Regions from separate parts of the Homo sapiens genome. Here region 1 is linked to region 2. A link is an interaction called in ENCODE POLR2A ChIA-PET data of the cell type or tissue named here. Cell type or tissue: OCI-LY7. All regions are shown on one strand. Links, peaks and the distances in the headings refer to the core of each region. The heading gives the core; the rest is flanking DNA. Region 1 overlaps SNHG14 (small nucleolar RNA host gene 14). Region 2 overlaps UBE3A (ubiquitin protein ligase E3A).

The links. ChIA-PET counts read pairs that join two places held together with the same protein. Peaks named below come from ENCODE experiments on the same cell type or tissue, not always from the same donor. Only the 100,000 strongest peaks of a DNase experiment are listed, where the experiment ranks them.
Region 1: POLR2A ChIA-PET joins it to region 2 with 5 read pairs; 2 of 35 experiments call an interaction of 5 or more read pairs at or near these places.

The regions. Positions count from the first base shown.
Region 1 is chr15:25,322,581-25,330,672 of GRCh38, forward strand. All of the region lies in intron 146 of SNHG14 (small nucleolar RNA host gene 14), which reads left to right. Among named protein-coding and RNA genes, the nearest start is that of SNORD109B, 48 kb to the left of the region's middle. In OCI-LY7, for the core only: no CTCF peak of the experiment used is centred there; no DNase peak of the experiment used is centred there.
Region 2 is chr15:25,416,078-25,424,169 of GRCh38, forward strand. All of the region lies in intron 1 of UBE3A (ubiquitin protein ligase E3A), which reads right to left. SNHG14 (small nucleolar RNA host gene 14) reads left to right here. Exons shown (of 148, transcript NR_146177.1): 148 at 2,711-3,385. Among named protein-coding and RNA genes, the nearest start is that of UBE3A, 19 kb to the right of the region's middle. In OCI-LY7, for the core only: no CTCF peak of the experiment used is centred there; a DNase peak (open chromatin) is centred at 2,334; H3K4me3 peaks cover 1,075 bases; H3K27ac peaks cover 2,238 bases.

The DNA of each region.
Region 1 (8,092 bases), core at 2,928-5,427, 92 kb before region 2:
GGAGCTCAGTTTAAGGAAATCAGTGGTGTCACAGTGCCCCACTAGCGTGTAAAAGTTTTCATAGTTTGACTATCGGATGTGCTTAGTTTCACAGCTGAGTCTTACCTTGTGATACTTTTAGAGCAAAAGTCAAATCAAAGATGATTTAAAAAAACATTTCAAAGATTCATAAAGAATAAATGCCTCCTCAGGAAGTCTTCTGGAGTTCTGCCCACTTCCCTTAGGTGGCTCTTTACTGTGCCCATCTCATAGCCTGTCTCCTTCCACTTGGTGTATTGCAGAGTAAAGCTCACTGTTTACAGGGGTGGTAGAAAGTGTGGTCCTTTCCCAGACTCCTTTTTCCCTTCCTCTTCTCATTTTTCAGAAGATGTGTTTGATAATAAACGAAACAAAATGACTAACACATTGAGCTGAGCTACATAAGCAGATGTCAGTTTGACGTGAAGAGTTTAAAAGATCTATGCATTATCTGGGGACTCCTCCCCCAGACCTGAAGGATCAGGTGCTGCCTTCTATGCCACCTGTGCAGACAGCAAAAGAGGAAAACCATACCCACGTTCAGTATGAACAAAGGGGACATTTGAACTCTGTGTGGACCCCTCATTGGAAGGGTGTTTCTTCTCCTGCTGCATCCACAAAGAGCACTCCTTAGCCTTGCCTTTTGTCAGTTCTCTCTCCAATAAGGCTTGAGCAGAGACAACCCAGTGCAGTTCAGAGAGACTGAAGTCTGGTGTTCCAGGTCTGAGTCCTAGCTCTAGCTCTCTGTGTAACTTTGGGATGTCCCAAAGTAACTTTTCACAACTTGATAGGTGTTAACTTGAATTTTGGATACAGGTGACTCTTAGCCCATCCCCTCTCTGTGCTTCAGATATGTCATCACTTGGGCCATATGACCTCTGGACACCTTTCCTACTTTCCACAATTTCAGAGCAGCAGAGCAGACTGGAGCTCCTGCTGCCTCTGAGCTTCAGTGAATTATCACTCGTTGGAGGGAAGCTTCAAGCATTTTGTTATCTTTCAAGAGCAAACACAGTGTCTGTCAGCAAGAATATGTAGCAGATGCTAGTGAACAGCAGTGATTAGGGTTGAATGCTGGATTTAAATATGGAGCTTAGGCTGTGAAGGAAGCCTGAAGAACCTAGAGCCCCATGAAGCTGCCCTCTGTGAGATCTGACACCATTTCCCACTGATGAGCCATGGGTCTAATGGGTAGCACTGATTCCACATACAGTATGTGAGTGCAATACAGTGAAAGCAAAGAGAATAAAATGATGGCTAACATGATGTTCCAAACTTTAAACAGGAGAAAAACACACAATTCCATTATGTATAAGAACCCACACAGAGATCAGGAGAATAACCTCATTGGAGAATGAATGACCTGTGTGGGGAATTTAGGGTAGAGTTGAGATTGAAAAAATGGGCCGAAGTCAGGTGGCCAAGGGCCTTAATACCTTGTATACAAGATGTGTAGTCAAGGAAGACCATGCCTTACTTATGCATCAATTCCCTTGGGCCTACAAAGAGCTGCCTAGCCTGGGACTGTTGTAGAGAAAAGCTACAGTGTTCCAATGACACAGGGACTCCTCCATGTATGTATGAGTGCCCAGCTGGCTCTGTAATAAATCTTATTTTTATTTATTAACTTTTCTTGCGCATTGGCTTGATGCATCAGTTGGAAGTCAGAGGCCAAACGAAGTGAACACTGAGCCAAAGGAAGTTCTCAGCCTTTAGGGAGGCAGAATTCACTTTAAACACAATAAACAAATGAACTCACATTATACAGGAGAGAGTCAGAAGATCCCAGTGGCTGGTGTCATCGGGCCATATTTGCCCGAAGTGCCTATTCCTTATAGGAACCCACTCCCAGGGTTGATGGGCTACATCCTTAGGAGGCTTTATGCCTATGTTCTCCTGACCACTGGCTCCTCCAGGGCTGGCCTTTTTTAGTCTCTCTGTAGAGGTTCCTGTAGCTGGTTGGATATAGGCTTTCACAGAAGGGTCAGTGCCTTGGGTCTGGTTACAGGACTGTTAATCTTGCTTTGTTAAGAGTAATGTTATTTCCCCATTTCCAAATTCTCCAGGGAGATGGAATGTCAAAGATAGTATGACTGTAGCACCTAAATCCTGGGTTCCAGAAGCAGAGAAGAGAATACACTGAAGCTGTAGAAAGGCCTATTAGTCCATGTCAGAGATTAACTGGATGCGAGGACCATTTCTGGGATGGTGTATACAGAACTGGAGAACTGGATAGGGAGTCAGAAACAAAGAGCTGAAGATGATGCCTTTGAAGTTTCCAACGTGGATAACTAGGTCAACAGAATATTACTCAAGAAAGTATTAACATAGGATTGAGATGCAGTCAGTAGTAATGGAATTGAAATTTCAAAGTATATACCTCATGGATCTCAGGGGGTGTTGAGCTGATCACCTGGGCTAACACTCCTATGACCCTGGGGAAAATCAAATGACCTGGTACTGTAGCCATGGTAGGGGTGTCATCACCTTAATCCAACTGGGACAGTGCTGTTTGATATTCATCTGGAACTTGGTGCAGACCCACATTTTGCTGGGTTTCACCACAACCAAGGCTTTTTTGATTCTTTTCTCTTTTAACATCAGTACATCACTGCAAAGTTAATCCTCATATAATAGGAGATGAAACTAATTGCTTATAAAAACAAGATTTTTACAACACTAAAATTGTTCAAGCATATGGGCATATTTATAGTTGCAGGCAGTGTTTCAGATGCAGACTGTTCTTGGCTGCAGTGGTTGTTTACAGGCAGCATCTGTTCTGATTAAATATTTGATGATTATCCCCGAATGTTTTAAAGCATAGTACTGGGCTCTGCTGACTGTACAACAAACTGGCATTTTTGACCTATAGGGCACTGGGCTAGGAGATACAGTTCTGAGGGAAGTGAAAGATAGTTAACAACTGCACAACTGACCCTTTATTAGTTGCAATAAAGCAATCCAACCACCCAACCCACTGTGATGGCTTTCCTACTATTTAAGGTTGGTGGTGTCAAAGAGACACCCTCCTGTACAGTGTGCAGTGAATCAACATCATTTCCACAAAACCTCCTTCCTGCACAAAGGAATTATCATACTTTGTTACGAAGTAAAATTTTCCTGTATCAGTCACAGGAGTTCACCAGTTAAGATACTGTTAGTTGAAGACTTCTGGGGTGACTTAATGAAATAGCTCAGCCATCTGGTTTAAAAACTGGATTCTTCTATCCCTCCACACAGCTGTCCATGCACCTGCATCATCTCAAGGCTGGTCTCCCTGGTGGTAGAAAGGCTGACAGTAAAAACTGGAGCCACATGATTCCTTGCTTAGGCAGTGTTTCTTCATACTCTCACATGAGAGCAGGCATGTTCTTTCCCTAGGCTCACAGTAAACACTCTGTCAAATCTCACAGGCCCAAAGTGCTTTTGGTTATCCCCATTCCAAGCCAATCTGTGGCATGGAAGATAGCATTACCCTGACTGCCTTAGACTAATATACCTACTCCACTTCTGGGGCTGGGAATAATTTTGAGGTCAACCATCCAAACTGCATGACAGCCATTCCATGGAAGAGGTATGGCCTAAATCTTTGGGGCAACCTGAATTCATGAAAACTCTCTTAGATTTATGTAACTATTTTTAGAATTCACTTCTGTATCATTTAATTTTACTAATAAAAATACCACCTTTACCCTAAATGTCAGCCAAGCGTAAGGCTCCGTTGGGACAGAAGGAACTATCAAAGCTTTGTGTTTTTATACATTAGCAGCATTTGACAAAGAAATAACTCTGAAGGAAGGAGAATAACCAGGCAGAGTCTAGATGCATGGAAAAGAAGTCTTTGAGAAGGCTTCGCAGGCTGAAGGAAAGGGCAGGACTACTTCAGGAATACAACGTTTAAGTAAAAGAGGTTGGGGTCTGTTGATCTTGAGGAGAGATGAGGATGGACTGGAAAATAGGAGTGAGATATAGTAGGAGAGGAAAGGATATGGATGATGTATATACTGTATGGGTAACCATCAGTCGACCCTAAGAAGATAATAGTTGTTAAATGGTTAGCTATTTAATGAAAGAAACCTGAACAAGTAATAATCTTGAGTTGCAAAGTGGCTGGAGTCACACAACAGACTAAATTTCTGGTAGAACAAATCCAGCAGCTTATGTGAAGGTTACCATGTCTGAAGCTGGATAGAAAAGGTCTAACTTCCAACCAAAGTCACAGTTCTTGAGCTCGGTACACAGAGACAGACTGCTAACAGCTGATGTGTCCTCAGCGAGAGTGTCCTCATTTATATCCTCGTTCTCTTCTGCCTCCTTTTTTTGTTTTAAACTTTTGGGAAGTCTCATCATTCAATACAGTTCTAATATATCACAATAACAGAGGCGGCCCAATTTCTACAAATTGACTAATTCTATCCCTGAAAAGTTCATACAATAAAACTATACAAAGCATCATTTTCAACCATCCTATAGAAAAATTTCCCTATTAAATTTTAACTCTAAATCCTCTATCTCTGTTAATAACCTTACTAAAAACTTCCCCATCACTGCCTGCCAGGGAGATCAAAAGAAACCAAATTTAAGAAACCTCCAACACCTGTACCTGACTGAAAAGCAAACATACAGACCTTTCAGTCCTGCCCCTACTATTCAGCTCCTATCACAGAGACATGGTGGATGTCCCCTTGGGAAGCGGATAGCTCTTAGGTGGAAGCTAGGCCTGCAATAAGCAGGCCAGGAAACATGTCTCCCAGGCCCCATACTCTTGGCAGAAGCACTTGGCCACCAGACAGCATGTCCTGTCAACCTACAGAGTTCTTAAAAACAAACACTGGGACCCAGAATAGTACCCTGTGGTCATAGTGCCCACAGTTCACTAAGCACCCTCACAGGTCTTTGACAGAACACTGACTGCCAGGTCACCTGGTGGGCAGAGAAATGGAAGATTCCCAGGCCCAACTAGCATCTCAGGGAAGAACCACAAGCAGAGCAACTTTCAGAGCTGGTCGGCCAGCGTTGGCACCCAGGGAAGCAAGTGCTATTCCATATTTGGAGAGAACATAAAACTCAAGGAAACAGAGAAGTCCTACTCAATACCGTTCTCAACTGAAAACAAGAGAACTTGCAAAAAAGAAACCCAGTTTTCTGGAGTCCATGGAGAAATATGAAGCCAATGCTCGGCTAACAGAGCAGAAAGCCTTTTATAAATAATGCCAGTCAAAGCTCCAAAGGTCAGAGCTGATGCATGCCGGATTGTTCTGACAATTTCTTAGGTTTCTAGGCAACAAGGAGCTGGTCAAACAGCTCACCTCCAAGGACATACTTTATAATACCACCCTGGTAGACGAGAGCGAGGCAGCAGTGAAGGCAATAGTCAAGAACAGGAGAGGGAGGTAAAGAACAAGATGCTCTTCAGACAGTCTGGACAAAGACAGTCCCTACCCAGCTCTCAGGAGTTGCCTCCTTAAGAAGGTGGAGGCCCAGGCAGCTCCCAGGGTGACCCTAAAGACAGACTCCAAGGAAAAGGGTGTGAGGGCAATGGTGAATATAAGGAGGTCCCCTTTCAGTAGGCAGAGCAAGTCAGTTCAGGTCTTATTTTTAGAGTCTCTGAACAGTGAAGAGAAGCTTTCTGTGGACAGCATTCCACCACCATGGGAGGGGAAAGGTGCCATGAGAGACTTCTCCAGTGGGGCATACAAGCATTGTGCAGTGATCCCCAAGATCCAGCCACTGGCAGGAAATCGAAAGGCAAGCTTCTTAAATACATAGTATATGGAGACAGAAGTGTGGAGCACTCCCAAAATGAAAGGCCAAGACCCAGGAACAACCTCCACAACCTGGAGTATATACAAATGAACCCAGCCCTGCTGACTCAGATCCACACCATCCTAAAGCAGGGGTTTCTCATGAATGAAAGGGCTAAGTATTTGGTGGAGAGAATGAGAAGTCTCCCACTGCCCACACATTTTTTCTTCAGAGATTTCTTTTCCAAGAGCCCCTTGAATAAAGGAAGGGAGGGAGCACTGAATGCCCCAGAAATCAGAATGCATGGTGCGGGAAGACGACAGGAAATAGTTCTCAAAGAGATCAGAAAATAAATTGGAAGCAATTTCATTACCACAAAGAACAGACATTTTTTCTAAGGCACCCCTCCCCTTTCCACCCAATTGTCATTCAGCAACTACTGAATACTTACCAATGAAAAACGTTACCCCTGACCTCAAGGCTGCTCCTGAGCTCTGGTAGAAAATGCTTTCCTTGTCTATAAAACATGGCAAGCAAGGCAGGATTTAACAGTAAGGGCACAGTAGCACTGCAAGCCTTCAAATGGAAACCTGGAGACAAGCAGTGAGAACAGGAAGCAAAAGCAGGGCAGGTGAAGCTAGGACCAGGGCATCTGGAACTTTCCACACAGGTTGGATCTCCATGCCAGACAACAGTTTTCAAGGAAAAATATCTAAGAGGAACATGACTTTGGGAAACTTTTTGGCAGTACTGCTTACTGTATACTAGAGAGTAAAAGAATTTGGGGAACATTCACCAATTTGCTTCTTCAGGGGCTTGGGTAGGGAACGTGAACAGGAACCTGGCTCTAATTTCTGAACTTTTTTATCAGTAAAAACAATCCAACAAACGAAAGCTAGTCAGTGAGAGAACTGGGAGGGTCTGCCCTCCTTCCCTGAGTCAAGCCTTCTGGGGGGACCTCCTGACATTTAATTAAGCAAAGACAACGCCCACTGAAGGAAGCTGACCTGAAAGTGACACGCTACTGTGAAATGAGCATGAAGTGGGAGCTTGTTACATATATGAAATGGCCAGCGATCCTGAGCAAAGCGCTTCAGAGCTTGAGACCTAAGTCTTCTCATCTATATACTGAGGGCTGGACAAGATGATCTGTCAAGCCATTTTTATCCCTAATCCACCAAAATCCAATGCTTTAGTTTATTGTCACAAAAGCAGGTATCGAATGGCTATCCTGCAGTGCCTCCAATCAACATTCAGACTTTTTCCCTGAGGCAATATAAGATAACAGTTAACATGTTTTTATCAATTAGGTGGTCATGAGATAAATATATATGGGAAGTGGTAGTTTTTCACTTAAATGCATATAATAATGGTACAGCTCTCTTTGAATAGTATTTGTTTATTTCTTAAATATTTAAGTTCCTAAAGACGGTAAGAATAACCCAAGGAAGTGAAATCAATGTCACAAAGCACATGGCTAAATAACTGCAGGTTTGCAGTGCCATGTGTGAGATCAGATGACAGAAGGGAGAACTACCTTTAGGCAGAGGCTTCTCATGTCCCCTGGAGTGGCCATGTGCTGTTCTACATGACTACTTCCACTTCGGTTATGTAGAAGCTATTTAAAGCACACAGATGTTTGTGATGAGAAAAAAGCCACCCTTAATTGAATAATGGAAATTATAAGCATGATTTGAGGGTGGGGGTGGAGGTGGGAGTAGAGATGGGTAGAAAGGAGTGCAATGGAAACAAAGGAGCCTTCATAAAATTCAAGTCACTTCTTAGGATAACGTGATTGATTTACTCACCACCTTCTTAGGAACATAAAGCAAACAAGTGGGTTTTCCTTTTACTGCTTTTCTGAAATGAGCTACACTCAAGAAAGCAGCACGGGGGTTGTGCTGTCCCTGCACAGTGGCAGGAGAGTATGAGGAGCAGGTGAATGCCACAACAGCTCCATCCAAGATCATTTTTCACATGCAGGAACCATTCTTATACTACCCTTTACTGGTAATTTCTGTAGAAATCTGGAAGTCTGGTTGACACCCTCCTGTACAGTGTGCAGTGAATCAACATCATTTCCCTTGGACTTTGCAATCACGGTGGCATTCATACATTCATTCAACAAGTATGTATGTACAGGACAGTGGAGTAAAGAAAACAGATAGTTCTTACTCTCACGAGGCTTAAAATTTCAGGAGGGAACTAGGCAGTCATGAAGTAAACATAAAAACACAGATTGTAATAGGCACTAGAGAATAATGAAGACTTTGGGGAACACAATTTAAATTGGAAAAATATCTCAGTTCCGTTAACACATGTTGAAGGG
Region 2 (8,092 bases), core at 951-3,450:
GAATAATTAAAATCGGCATGCCTTTAAAAAACTGAGTATACACTAAATATATGCATACCTTATGACTTAAAAATTTCACTCTTAAGTATACCAAACAGAAGTAAACATATTCACAAGAAGACAATCACTGAAATGTTTAGAGCAGCAGCAATATTCTTAACAGTTCCAAACCAAAAATGATTAAATGTCCGTAACAGCAGATTAAACTATGGCATATTCTTAAAATGGAATATCACTTCCATTCTTAAAATGGAATATACAGCGACTATCATAAACAATTACTACAACCAACAATGTGAATAAATCTCACAAATACATTAAAAGAAGTCAGACACAACTAAATGTGCTTGATTCTAGTTAAAGGATGAAAACAGGCAAATCTAATCTATGCTATGAGAAGTCAGGACAGTGGTTACACATGGAAGAAAAGGGGTAGTGACACAGAGCACAAGGGGCTACGCAGGAGCTGCTGCTGTTTTTTGATCTGAATGCTAGCTAAACGGGTGCTCAGTGTGTGAAAGTGCAACAAGCTATACACTTAGAAGTGTATAGCTTAAAACATTCTAAAAAAAAAAAAAAAAACCTCATATGGTATTAGCATTAGACAAAGAGGTAAGCACAACAAGCACAACAGAAAGCTAATTTCAGAGAAAGATCCGAAAGTATCTGACAGTTGCTCCTTCTCAAACGAGAATTTTCAGACCTTGGATAACAGGCAGCAGAGGACTATAATGCATGAAAGGACAAAAACAAAGGAGGTGAGCCATCCACTGCTTGGATGTCTGCCTGGAGGTAATTTCCAACCTGCAGTCAATGGAGGGGAAATCCAGTGAGAAGACAGCAGTTTTACTGAGTTCAGAATCAAGAGATCAGAGCTGAGAAAGCTGAAGTGGGTAAAATTGATGACAAGTGCCAGACAAGTGCTTGTCTGAGAAGGCAGAGAAATGGCTTCAGAAATCTGCCATTTGAGAGTCCACTGCTGAGTACTAACTGTACACGATTAAGGTAAGTGACTCCATGAAGCTAGTGAAAGAGGGGCAGTAAGCTGAAATATTCCCAGTACTTATAAAGGACTGGGAGACTCCTAAAATTCTCTCTAACCTGAGTGAAGAGAACACGGTGACACTGGGAGCATTTAGTAAAGACTCAGAAGGATCATGCCTTAGGTAGGAGCTACTACCATTAAAGCAAAGCCTTCTCTAGACAAACTCCAATGTAGCCCTGAAGGGATAAAACTGACCAGCAAGTTATTTAGGTGGCTACAAAACAAAACACTCTAAAAGAAAACAAAATCTAGACACCCAACAACAAAATATTACAATGTCCAGCATCCAATCTTAAAAAATCATTAAATATGTAAAAAACAAAAAATAAAATAAAATAAATACTAGGAAAATACAACCCATGACCAAGAGAAAAAACCAACCAACAAATTCAGAGTGAAAAAATTCAAGAAATCAATAAGTAACCTGATTTTCAAACAGCTATTACAAATATGCTCAAGAATTCAAAAAAATACATGAATAAAATGAATCAAATGGAATTTCTTGAAATATAAAGCGAAATATCTGAAATTATTTAACAAGGGAGGAGAAAAAACAGTAAAATAGAAGACAAAGCAAACTGAAGCACAGGGAAATAAAAAGACTGAAAAATAATGAATATGATGTTAATGACCTGTGGATAATACCAAACAGTCTAACATATGTGTAACTGGAGTCCCAGAAAAAGAGGAAATGATGAAAGAGGAGTAAAGGTGGTAAAAAATATATATATAGAAGAAACAATGGCAACAATCTTCCAAATTTAAGGAAAACCATAAATGTACAGATTCAAAAAGAAAAAAAAAACAAAACCCCAACAACTCTCAGCATGGTAATCATTGTGCAAATATCATAGAACGTACTTACACAAATCTAGATTAGATGGTATAGCTTACTACAGAACTAGGATACATGGTATAGCCCGGGTGCTCCTAGGTTATAAAGCTGTACAGCATGTTACTATACTGAATGAATACTGTAAGCAACTGTAACAAAGTGTAAGTATTTATACATCTAAACCTAGAAAAGGTACAGTGAAAATATGGTGGTATAATCTTAAATGACTATTGTCAACTATGATCTCGTTGACTGAAATGTCAGCATGCGGCACATGACTGTATAACCAGACTTCTCATCAAAAACAAATGCTGAAAGAAAAACACATCAACTAACCAAGAAAAAAGAAACATATATGTCCACACAGAGACTTCTTTTTTTACACAAATGTTCATTGTACCTTTTTATAATAGCTGGGAACTGAAAACAGCCTGGAACTGAAAACAGCCCAGGTGTCCCTTAACAGATGAAGTCACAAACCACCGAAACATTCAACAATATGGATGAATCTCAAAAACATTATGTTGAGCAAAAAGAAACTTTTTACAACATATAAGTATTGTATGACTCTACTTACATAAAGTTCTGCGCAAGCTAAACTAAGATGAAAACAATCTGAACAATGTTAGGTTCTAGGGGTGGTGTGGGGGGAAGGAATAACTAGGAAGAGGTGTAGGTTCTATACCCTGATAGAACTTTCTGGCAAAGGTGTATACATTTGTCACAGCTCATGAAATGGTATATGTGGTCAACTGTATTTTCCAAAGATGGTCACAATAGAAGCCATTCCACATGCTCTTAACAATGTAACACTGTCATTTTTTCATCAGGTGGTGGAGTCTATGGCCCTTCTCCTTGAATCTGAGTGAAATTAGTGAGTCTTTCAATCCAAAGACTACAGTCATACCTCAACTATCTACAGAGGACTGGTTCCAGGACTCCCATGGATCCCAAAATCCAAGGATGCTTCGAATCCCTTATATAAAATGGCATGGTATTTGCATATAACCTACATGCATCTTCAAATATGTTAAACCATCTCTAGATTACTTATAATACCAAATACAATGTAATGCTATGTAAACAGTTGTTACAATGTATTGTCAAAGACAAGCTCTCCTTGCCAATCCCTGACCAAATGAGAGATTCATGAGCAAAATAAATAGTTGCTGATATTTAAGGCACTAAGTTTGGGGCAATGTATTACACAGCAATAAATAACTGGAACAGCATAGTAAATTCTAGTTAAAAATACTAAACTACTAAGTTTTAGTTAACATACATGCTCAAGTTAAGGGTGTGGTATACTAACAACTGCAACTTACTTTGAAAAGCATAAAAAAAGACACTAGAAGAAGACAGGATGGATAGATGGACAAGATAGAAGACAATAACAAATAGAACAAAATGTTGTGAAATTATATTCTACAATTATTTTAAAGTCTGTGTGGTTTGAAAAATTGTACGATAAAATGAAGAGTGAAATAAAGACATTTCCATACAAACAAAAGCTGAAAGATTTTGTAGCCAGTAGACCTATACTTTAGAAATGTTTAAGAAATTTTTTCAAGTAAAAGGAAAATAACACCAGCAACAAACTTGGATCTACAAAAAGGAATCTCCACAAAGAAAAATAAATAAAAATGGTAAATATGAAGGTAAATATAAAGGAATGTTATTCTTAGTTTTTAAGTTTCTTCGTAAGACAACTGGCCTTTGAAAGAAATAGTTTCAAACGCTGCTGTGGAATCTATAACACATATAGAAGTAAAATGTTAAGATCATAATACCAAAAAGAATGAGGGAGAGTAAATGGATGTATACTATTCCAAAATTCTTACATTATACATTAAGAGGAATAATATTTTTGAAGGTAGATTGAGGTAAGTTAAAGGTGCATATTGTAAATCCTAGAAGTATCACTGGGGGGAAAAAAAACAGAGGGACAAGCTAATAATGGAGACAATACAAAATTCCAAAAATGCTCCATTAACCGAAAAGAAGGCAGAAAAGGAAGAAAAGATTAGACAAATAGAAAACAAATAGTGTCTTAAACACAATTATATTGCCAACTGCAATAAATGTAAATGGACTTAATCAAAAAGCAACGATCGTAAAAAGTCAATCTGAAAGCAAGATGCAACTATATGCTATCTAAAAGAAAGACATTAAATGACCAATAAGCTGAAAATAAAAACACAGCAAAATGATATAATGTGCAAAAATTAATCATAAGAAAGGAATGGATACACTAATATCAAAGTAGACTTTAGATAAGGAACATTACCAGCGATAAACAGAGACATTTCATAATGATAAAGACATCAATTAATCAAGGAGATCTAACAGTCCTAAATGTGAACACACCTAAGGACACAACTTTAAAGACTTTGCTTCAAAGCATATGAAGAAAAAATGAACAGAGCAGAAGGAAGATAAACTCAAAATTATAGTTGAAGATTTCAACATTCCTCTCTCGGTAATTAGTAAGTGGACAGAAAATCAGTAAGGATACAGAAGAAATACATTTATCTATCTGACAAAGAACATATGTTCTGAAAAGAATGTGAAAATATTTGAACAGACACACAAAAGAAAACTTCTCAACAGCAGTCATGAAGAAAATGTAAATTAAGACCATAATGACTTTTTACACCCATTAGAATGGCAATTATTTTAAATAAAAAACAGAAATTACCAAGTGTTAGAAAAGATGCAGAGAAATTGGAACCCTTATTCACTGCTGGTGGGAATGTAAAATGGTGCAGTCACTGTGGAAAACAGTATGGCAGTCTCTAAAAAAATTAAACATACAATTACCACATGACCCAGCAATTCCACTCCTAAGTACATAACCAAAAGAATTAAAAGAAGGGACTCAAACAGATACTTATATACCAATGTTCATAGCAGCATCATTCACATAGTTAAAAGTTACAAAGAGTCCAAATGTCCACTGACAAATAAATAAATAAAACAAAAAGTGATATATGCACACAATGAAATATTACTCAACCTTAAAGAATCAAATTTGGATACATGCTACAACATGAATGAACTTTGATGACTGATACGGTTTGAATATTTGTCCTGCCCAAATCTCATGTTAAAATATAATCCCCAATGTTGGGGGTGGGGCCTGGTGGGAGGTAACTGGGTCATGGGAGCAATCCCTCATAGCTTGGTGCTCTCCTTGGGATACAGAGTGAGTTCGCAGATGTGGTCGTTTAAAAAGGGTGTGCCACTTCCCCACCCTCTCTCTTGCTCCTGCTCTCGCCATATGACACGCCTGCTCCCCCTTTGCCTTCCACCATGAGTAAACTCACCATGAGGGCTCCCCAGAAGCTGAGCAGATGGTGGCGCCATGCTTGTACAGCCTGCAGCACCAGGGGCCAAATAAACTTCTTTTCTTTTTAAATTACCCAGTCTCAGATATTCATTTAAGGCAACGCAAGAATGGCCTAACGCAAGGACATTATTATTATTAAATGAAATGTGCCAGACACAAAAGGACAAAAATCGTATGATTCCACTTATATGAAGTACCTGGAAGAGTCAAATTCACATATGAAGTAGAACAGTGATTACCAGCAGATAGGGAGAGTAGGCAATGAAGAGTTACTGTTTAATGGATAGGGTTTCAGACTGAGAAGATGAAAAAGTTTCAGAGATGGATAGTGGTGATGGCTGCAGAATAATGTGAATGTACTTTATGTCACTGAACTGTACACTTAAAAATAGTTAAAATGGTATATTTGATGTTGTGTATTTTAGTACCACTTAAAAAAAAACACTGCAATGGGATACCACTACACACCTCTCAGAACGTGTGCAATTAAAGACTGAGAACATCAAATGCTGACATTTGGAGAACTGGAACTCTCATACACTGATGATGGGAATGTAAAGTAGTATAATCATCTGGAAAATAGTTTGGCAGTTCCTTATACATTTAAACATAAACTTACCATGTGACCCAGTAATTCCAATTTAAGGTATTTACCCTAGAAAAATGAAAACATATGTTCACACAAAAACATGCACACAAAACAGTACCTTTATTCGCAACAGCCTAAAACTGAAAACAATTTAAATGTTCACCAGAAAATGAATGAACTGTGGTATAGTCATATTGTATTTAAAAAAACGAAACAAACAAAAATCTGTGACAAACACAAATTGGATGAATCTCAAAAACATGCCAAGTGAAAGAAACCAGGCATGGAAGAGTACATGTTACTTGATTCCATGGATATGCAATTCTAGAGTAGGAAAACTAATAAACAGATCAGTGGTTGCCTGGGGCCAAGAGGGAGAAATGACTACAGACAGGAAGGAACTTTTTGGAGGTAATTCAATTGTTCTAAAGCTTGATTGTAGTAGCAGTGATAGTGTATATATTTATCAAAATCAATAAAACTATATAGTTAAAATGGGTGCATTTCATTGTGTATCAATTATACATCAATAAACTTGATTTTTTTCAAAGTTTGTGAGAACTTAATATAGAAAAAGGTGGCATTATCAGTGGGGAAAGGATGCCTTACAAGACAATCAGCTACCCAAGTGGAAGAAAATAAAAGGTAGATATAATTCCCAAACCATGACAAATGCAATCCAGATCTAAACCATATCATACCATATCCAAAAATATGCTGAATGCTCATATCTAACTTTCTAAATTAAAGTCTATAAAGTAAAATCACAAAAGTATCAGAAGAAAATACAAGAGATTGGCCAGGTATAGTAGCTCATGCCTGTAATCCCAGCACTTTGGGAGGCTGAGGTGGGAGGATAGCTTGAGGCCAGAAGTTTGAGACCAGTCTGGGCAACACACTGAGATACGTTCTCTACCAAAAAAAAAAAAAAAAACCAACCAACCAAAAAAAAACCAACTAGCTATAGTGGCACATGTCTATAATCTTAGCTACTTGGGAAGCTGAGGCAGGAGGATCACTTGAGCCCAGGAGTTTGAGGTTGCAGGGAGCTATGGTTGCTCCAGCCCGGGTGACAGAGTGAGATCCTATCTCTAAAAAGTTTTTGTAATATATATATGAGATCATATTTATATCAACTTTGTTAGCATGCTGAAACCCAGAAACCATAAAAGATGGACAGATTTGCCTACATAAAAACTTTAAAATTTCACATGACTAGATACTATAAAATTAAAGGTAGGTAGAGATAATATTTGCAAATTATAATAAAGAATTAAATGATATATAAAGAATGCTTACAAATTTAAAAAACAAACACCACAATAGAAATGGACCAAAAAACCAGGCAATTTCCCAGGTTATTTATAAAGACTTAAACAGATTTTATATATACATGAATCAAAACAAGGTAAATGAGCAGTCCCTAATATATTTTAAGGAATGAAACTTGCTAAAATTATTTTTTAAAAGGTAATTGGCAAAACCTATCAAATATTTAGATTGACATGATCTAATGGCCTGACATCTTATTTGTAGGAATCTACCTTACAGAAAAAATAACAGGTACCATCATTGCAAAAGCAAATATTGAAAACAACCGAATTTCCAAAACAGGCAAAGGGTCTCATAACATCATGAACTCTCAGAGTTAATTCCTAGTTCAGTTCTAAAGATTGAGAGAACACATCAGATTTAGAGTATTCCATCTCAGGTTTCTCAAGGACAATTTTTCATTAAGGCCTAATTTATTATATTTTAAAACATGCTTTTCCATCCTTTTTTCTGTTTTTCCTCTTTTCCCCCCACAAGCTTATATGGTAAAATTACCTGTAGTTAAGTGGGCATGTGATATGATGCACAGATTTAATGCAATAATTTATAAGAATTATCCAACTCCATTCTCTCAGCTGCTCTGGTCAAAAAACTTTGGCATCATGTTTTACTCCTCCCTTTATTTCCCACTTTCATCTGGTCTACTACCAAATCCTATGGACTCTATTTCAACATATATCAAGAATTCAACCACTTCTCACCACCCTCACTGTGACCACTCTGTCCATTTCAGTCACGTCTTAATCTGTACTAATGGTCTACCAATTGGTCTGTTTCTGCCCTTGTCCCCTTTTTCAGTCTATGATTAACACAGCAACCAGAGTGACCTTGCTAAACATAAGTCATACTTTTTCACTACTCTGCTCAAAGACTTCCAATAGCTTCCCATCTCACTTATAGGTAAAAATCAAACACCTTATTATGATCAAAATATCTGTACCC